Regions from separate parts of the Homo sapiens genome. Here region 2 is linked to region 1. A link is a contact called in ENCODE Hi-C or POLR2A ChIA-PET data. All regions are on one chromosome and are shown on one strand. Each heading gives the region's core, a stretch centred on a gene start or an enhancer-like site at or near the end of the contact. The rest is flanking DNA. Distances are from core to core; before and after follow the strand shown. Region 1 holds the start of SMARCD1 (SWI/SNF related BAF chromatin remodeling complex subunit D1). Region 2 holds the start of LARP4 (La ribonucleoprotein 4).

The links. A loop is a pair of places that touch in the nucleus more often than their neighbours do. ChIA-PET counts read pairs that join two places held with the same protein, here RNA polymerase II (POLR2A). Pooled maps may share reads with other maps.
Region 2: a map of CD8-positive, alpha-beta T cell shows a loop between it and region 1 (14-fold over the local background). The contact joins the promoter of LARP4 here to the promoter of SMARCD1 in region 1. A Hi-C loop is called at or near these places in 15 of 168 maps with a recorded cell type or tissue (CD4-positive, alpha-beta T cell, CD4-positive, alpha-beta memory T cell, CD8-positive, alpha-beta T cell and 10 more), 23 of 37 single-sample maps with no recorded cell type and 28 of 50 pooled maps. POLR2A ChIA-PET finds 5 or more read pairs at or near these places in 3 of 52 experiments (A673, Caco-2 and OCI-LY7).

Annotation. Positions count from the first base shown.
Region 1 is chr12:50,083,961-50,087,245 of GRCh38, forward strand. SMARCD1 (SWI/SNF related BAF chromatin remodeling complex subunit D1) reads left to right here and starts at 1,382. Exons shown (of 13, transcript NM_003076.5): 1 at 1,382-1,586; 2 at 2,201-2,388; 3 at 2,661-2,703; 4 at 2,796-2,918. The coding sequence starts at 1,410. RefSeq lists enhancers at 1-607, 965-1,224, 2,074-2,805 and a silencer at 1,295-1,734.
Region 2 is chr12:50,399,223-50,402,607 of GRCh38, forward strand. LARP4 (La ribonucleoprotein 4) reads left to right here and starts at 1,663. Exons shown (of 16, transcript NM_052879.5): 1 at 1,663-1,806. The coding sequence starts at 1,789.

The DNA.
Region 1 (3,285 bases), core at 132-2,631:
ACTTTGGGAGGCTGAGACAGGTGGATCACTTGCGGCCAGGAGTTCGAGATCAGCCTATGCAACATAGTGAAACCCCCATCCCTATTTTTTTTTTCTTTTTTGAGATGGAGTCTCGCTCTGTCGCCCAGGCTGGAGTGCAGTGGCGCGATCTCGGCTCACTGCAAGCTCCGCCTCCCGGGTTCACACCATTCCCCTGCCTCAGCCTCCCGAGTAGCTGGGACTACAGGCGCCCGCCACCACGCCCGGCTAATTTTTTTGTGTTTTTAGTAGAGACGGGGTTTCACCGTGTTAGCCAGGATGGTCTCGATCTCCTGACCTCATGATCCACCCGCCTGGGCCTCCCAAGTGCTGGGATTACAGGCATGAGCCACCGTGCCCAGCCCCCCATCCCTATTTTTTAATATTTAAAAAAAAAAAAATCTGAGGCCAGGCACAATGGCTCACACCTGTAATCCCAGCATTTTGGGAGGCTGAGGAGCACAGATCGCTTGAGCTCAGGAGTTCGAGACCAACCTGGGCAACATGGCGAAACCCCATCCCTACCAAAAATACAAAACAGTCTGGCATGGTGGTGCATGCCTGTGGTCCCAGCTACTTGGTAGGCTGAGTTGGGAGGATCACTTGAGCCTGGGAGGCGGAGGTTGCAGTGAGCTGAGATGGTGCCACTGCACTCCAGCTTGGGCGAGAGAGAGACAGACCTCATCTAAAAAAAAATAAAAAATAAAAAATAATAATCCGGAAGCAGGTTAGGTCAGAGAGAAAGTTAGGATGAAGTTCCCACGTGAGGTACTTATTGAGGCACTTTATCTGTGGAATGAGTCCCGGGCTATGAGCAAGGGTATCTGGAATCTTGGCTTCGGCTTTATGGCTAACTTGCTGGTTGACCTTTGCCAAGTCATTCACCTGTGAGTTCAGCTTTCCCATTTGTAAAATGGAATAAACTGTGTTTCCCTCCTCAGCCCCTGATAGTTATAGCAGTAAGAAAACGAAACGAAAAGCAGTCAAAGCGTTTTGGAAAGTTAACGCCATGCGCCAAGATGAAGCTATTACTCCAAGCCCCTCTTCATCAGAGGGCTCGAGTTGGGGTTGAGACTGGGGCTGAGGCTGTGGTCCGTCCCCCTTTCCAGGTCCTTGTCTTCCTCCCGTCGGCCTGGGGGCGCCCGCTCACGCGGCCTCTCTATTGCAGAGCTCTTCTCTATGGTTTTCCCTCCCGGACCGTGAAGGCGGGAGGGCGTGGCCAGCACGCCTTTTCCGCTAGTCGCCCCGCTCTATCCCATAGTCTCGCTGCCCTGAGCCTCCCGTGCCGGCCGGCCGGCCGGGGGAACAGGCGGGCGCTCGGGGGGCGCTCGGGGGGCGGGGGGAGTTCCGGTTCCGGTTCTTTGTGCGGCTGCATCGGCGGCTCCGGGAAGATGGCGGCCCGGGCGGGTTTCCAGTCTGTGGCTCCAAGCGGCGGCGCCGGAGCCTCAGGAGGGGCGGGCGCGGCTGCTGCCTTGGGCCCGGGCGGAACTCCGGGGCCTCCTGTGCGAATGGGCCCGGCTCCGGGTCAAGGGCTGTACCGCTCCCCGATGCCCGGAGCGGCCTATCCGGTGAGTGGGGCAGGAGGAGGGGCGCGCGGGCCGGGGGCGGGGCCGAGCGGGGACATGGGAGTGACAGGGGTGGGGGGAGAAGTAGGAGGGACTCCCTTGGGAGGGGTTCGGGCTCTGGGTGGGGGTTGGGGGAGGCAGTGCGCAGAAAGAGAGGGGGAGGCAGTTACACACCTGCTCCTAGGGGCATTGTTTCCCTGGGGAGTCGGTAGAGAACCTGGGTGGGTGAAGTGGGTCCAGGGATACCTGTATGAGGGCCGGAGTGCAAAGGGGCTTGAGCAGCTCCAGTGATCAGAGGAACACAGAACGTGTAGCTGACAAATTGAGGTCAGCTTCTAAAGAGATAGTAGCTAGCAGAGTAAATGTGGAACTGGCGATGTCCGATGTGTCCCATCCAAAATAGACTGAGAATTTGAGTATAATCTGGCTCTCGCTTAGCTTTTGGACTCTGTTTTTCTATGGAGTCACTACTGGAGCAAAGGGTTCTCCTCTCATTGTCCTCCATTCCATCCCTAAACCTTACTTCATTCAAAGATCTCAGGCGTTCCCTGCTTTTCTTTCTTGATGGGGTTTAGCAGGTGAAACCATGACATCTCTGGGTCCTCTCCCCTCTGTAGAGACCAGGTATGTTGCCAGGCAGCCGAATGACACCTCAGGGACCTTCCATGGGACCCCCTGGCTATGGGGGGAACCCTTCAGTCCGACCTGGCCTGGCCCAGTCAGGGATGGATCAGTCCCGCAAGAGACCTGCCCCTCAGCAGATCCAGCAGGTCCAGCAGCAGGCGGTCCAAAATCGAAACCACAAGTAAGATGATCCTGGGGCAGAGGGAGGGAGGGAGGGAGCCTGGGAGGACACAGGTGGTGGGAGTACCTGAACCAAGAAGTGGTGGTGCTGTGTCAGCAGATGGTGCTACAGAACTCATCCTTGAGAATGCTTGGTGGTGGTGGTGGTGGTGGTAGTTCTTTGAGAGAAGCTTTGCAGTCCCTTCACATTACTATAAATGGACGTGCTGACAGCTTATTTTCACGTTCTGACTAGTTCTGTCCCAACCTGATAATAGTATTTATTCCCAACAGTGCAAAGAAAAAGAAGATGGCTGACAAAATTCTACCTCAAAGGGTGAGTCCAGGCTATATGTCTTCTGGAAAGTGTGGTGAGTTTGAGTATAGAGATGATCATCCTAGATTTCAATTAATTTTTCTGTTCCTAAGATTCGTGAACTGGTACCAGAATCCCAGGCCTATATGGATCTCTTGGCTTTTGAAAGGAAACTGGACCAGACTATCATGAGGAAACGGCTAGATATCCAAGAGGCCTTGAAACGTCCCATCAAGGTAACACAGGAAAGTACTAGGCAGAGAGCCAAAGGAGAGGACCCAGGAACCTTCAGCAGAATTAGGATGAGAAATCAAAGGCACAGCACAACTCTCCTTGGCATTTAAATTGCATCTCTCCCTTCCGCCTACAAACTGAGAATTACATTAGGAGGATAAGAACAGAATGGCAAAGGGGGAGGGGCTCTTGATGTCTCTTGCACTACAAATATACCCTTGTCCATGTTTTCGCTGTAACTGCTCTGCTACCTTGGGAACCTGGCACCTTGCATGACTTTGTCCACCTGGCATCCCACTATATGCACTTGTACTTAGGCTGATGGCCAGTACTCCTCTTCTAAATGGAATCTTCATCCACCCACCCAAG
Region 2 (3,385 bases), core at 413-2,912, 320 kb after region 1:
TTGGTATCTGAGGAGATTCCATTTGCGGCAAAGCAAGGAGGATTTCATGAGATCAGAATGGCAAAGTCTTGAAATCAAGTAACAGTGGTTTGGTGAAAATGAAACCTTCACTTTGGGAAGATTTTTTAAATAATAGAATGGAAAAATCCATTGGAAAAGATCAAGACATGATTATTTCATTTTTATTTATTATTATTATTTTTTAGAGACAGAGTCACACTCTGTCACCCAGGCTTGAGTGCAGTGGCGTGATCTTGGCTCACTGCAACCTCTGCCTCCCAGGTTCTAGCAATTCTCCTGCCTCAGCCTCCCACGTAGCTGGGACTACAGGCACACACTGCCATGCCTGGCTAATTTTTTGTATTTTACTAGAGATGGCATTTCACCATGTTGCCCAGGCTGGTCTTGAACTCCTGAGCTAAGGCAATCCACCCGCCTCGGCCTCCCAAAGTGCTAGAATTACAGGCGTGAGCCACGGTGTCCGGCCAATTTTTATTCGTTACTATTATTATTACTATATTTGAGACAGAGTCTCACTCTGTCACCCAGGCTGGAGTGCAGTGGCGCGATGTTGGCTCACTATTAACTCCACCTCCTGGGTTTAAGCGATTCGCCTGCCTCAGCCTCCCGAGTAGCTGGGATTACAGGTGTGCACCACCACACTTGGCTAATTTTTGTATTTTTAGTAGAGATGGGGTTTTACCATGTTGGCCAGGCTGGTCTTGAACTCCCGACCGCAAGTGATCCGCCCGCCTCAGCTTTCCAAATTGCTGGGATTATAGGCGTGAGCCACCCTTCCCAGCCAAGACATGATTATTTCAAAAGATGAGTGTTTGAACTAGGACATACAAGTGGGAGCGATCTATCCTACTACATATTGCTAAAGACAATAAGGAATTTGGACCATCTAACAAAAATTATAGATAATTTTAAAAATTTTGTTTTTATTGTATTTCGTTTGAATTAATGACAGAACGTCAAAGAAGACACTGTCCAGATTAAGTGTTATTACTGGTATATTAAGCGGTGACATGGGTAATTAATTCAAATGAGCCTGGGGCAAAGTTCTTTAAAGGGAAACCCGACCTCCTAGAGGGCTTCTTCAACTGTAAAATGGGGATGATAATAATAGTGTTTATTGCATAGAATTGTTTTAAGATCAATTAACATAAAATGCTTAGTATAGTGCCAAACACAATGTAAGCATTTAATATACATTAGCTGCTATTAACATATTTGCTAGTATCATAGTTTTTTGTTTTTTTTTTCTTGTCTACTTTTCTTCTGTGAGCCACCACTTTTCGGCAGGGTTGGTTTGTTCAGTACACTTCGCCAAGGTCGGCTTTAAAAATCAAATCTAGATTGTGAACTATGAAAACTGCGGAATTATCAGTGCTGTGTAGCTATCTGACAAGTGATAAAATGTGTCATTACGATTTTTACACATCCCCGTGCCACAGAATGGCGTCTCCTTCTAATCGTTCCCCCCGACAGATGATAGTACATCCCACACTGCTGCTGGAAAAGATAGTGCAAAAGTTGAGCGCGCCGAGGGCTCTCTTTTCTCCCGGAAACAATTTTTCCCTAGACCCGGAAGCAGTTGTTGTTTCAAGGGAGGTGGGACTGGGCGGGTCAGGCCGCAGCGGCTGACGGCAGGGGAGGAGCCGGGTCCACTGCCGGGTGGAGGGGCAAGGCGAGTGTGTGTCCTTATCCTAGCAATTGGGGCGCGGGCCTGTGAGCCAGTTGGAGTTGCGGCGGCGGGAACGATTGGGCTGAGCAGAGGACGACATGTTGCTTTTCGTGGAGGTGAGTGCATTATGCTAGTCTCGTCCTGCTCTTAGGAGAGCAGGAGTGTAGAGGCGCCGGCCGGTCCCACCGCCATGTGACTTTCCGGGCCGTACACGCCGCGGAACCGGCAGATAGGCTGACACAGCACCTGGGCCGAGCAGGCCTGCAGCTTCCCTCTGCGCGCTCACAACACTCTAGGAAGCTATGGGAGGTGAGGCCCGTAGTGGAGAAGAATTGAAGGAGAAAAACGGAGGGCTGTTCTGGTGTGGCGGTGAGGTTCAGAGGAAGGGGAAAGTGTCCCATATGGACCTCCTAAAGGAGGCAGCATTGGGGGGTTGGGGGGCGGAGTCTGAGGGAGGAGAGGGTAATCAGGTGGGCGCGTTCCGGGGGCCGAGCGCGGCCTCGCGGGGCCCCTCTGGGAGGGAGGCGAGCAACATGTGGGGCCACGGATGGAGAAAGGTGAAATGCGGTAAGTATTTTGAAAAGAAAATTGAAAAGTTCTTTTGAGCAACTTCCACCAAATTCTGCCCGGGCCCCGTCCCTAGGTCTCTGGAACGTTCTGTGGGTGAAAGCGAGTTACTTTGAATCGAGGAGAAGCCAGTAGGGTTTGGAAGCCTTGAAAGGCACCGCTTTGACCTTTTGTAAAAGTTACTCAAGCAGCAGCTGCGTGATGAAGGGTTGGTTCTATGAACCGATTAAAAGCCCTTTACAAGGAAAATTCCAAGAATGAGGGAAACTTATTCCGGGAAAAGCCGTTTTTTGTAATGTTATTTGAACAATGAGACACTTTTATTACTTAAACTAGAACGTCTGCTGTTGGCCTATTTTAGTTTTCAAGATAGAGTTGGATACCTGCCTTACAGAAATACGAAATTTAATTTCCCTTAATTCTGTCCTCTTGTGTGCAGTGAGCGTCAGCTGACTGCCTGGCTAATGCTTTGAGTAGATTCCAGATCATATTGTTCTTACATTGTGAAAACGTCAAACCAGCAAAGCTGCAACTTCGCAACTTGGCATTTGTTAACTATGCCCATAAGAAGAATCTTTTCAATGAGGGAAGGAATTTACGGGTTGTATAATGAATCTAGGAGCCGGGGCCAGCCTATGGCAGATTTTTTTTTCCGGGTTGTGGGAAAATCTTACTCCGTAATATTCCAGCATAAAGTAAATAAATGATTTTACGGTTTTTTTTTCTCTTTAAACTAACTGATATTGTGTCGCCGATAAGCTTGATATCTTTAAATTAGTTTTTTAAAAGACTGCTACATTAGAGTGTATCTAACATTCATAATAAACATTCATTGGAACATTCCGGGGAAATCATGAAAAGACTTAAAATTACTGAACTCATTCTGTTTACTGTTTTCTGTCCTCATTGTTGTTTTCCTTAGGCAGAATAAGAAATCAGATAAGATTTTAAGCCAGTGCCAGCCAGTTTTTTTAAGGAATGTTATGCTATGTAAATACCACAGGTTTTAAGTGTGTGTTTTGCTGGGCAGAAGAAAGATTGTGAAGTTTATATTGACAGGAACTCCACAATATACTTTTGACTTCCAAATTGATTCCTTTGGCTTTATTAAAATGTAAGTTTTAATAA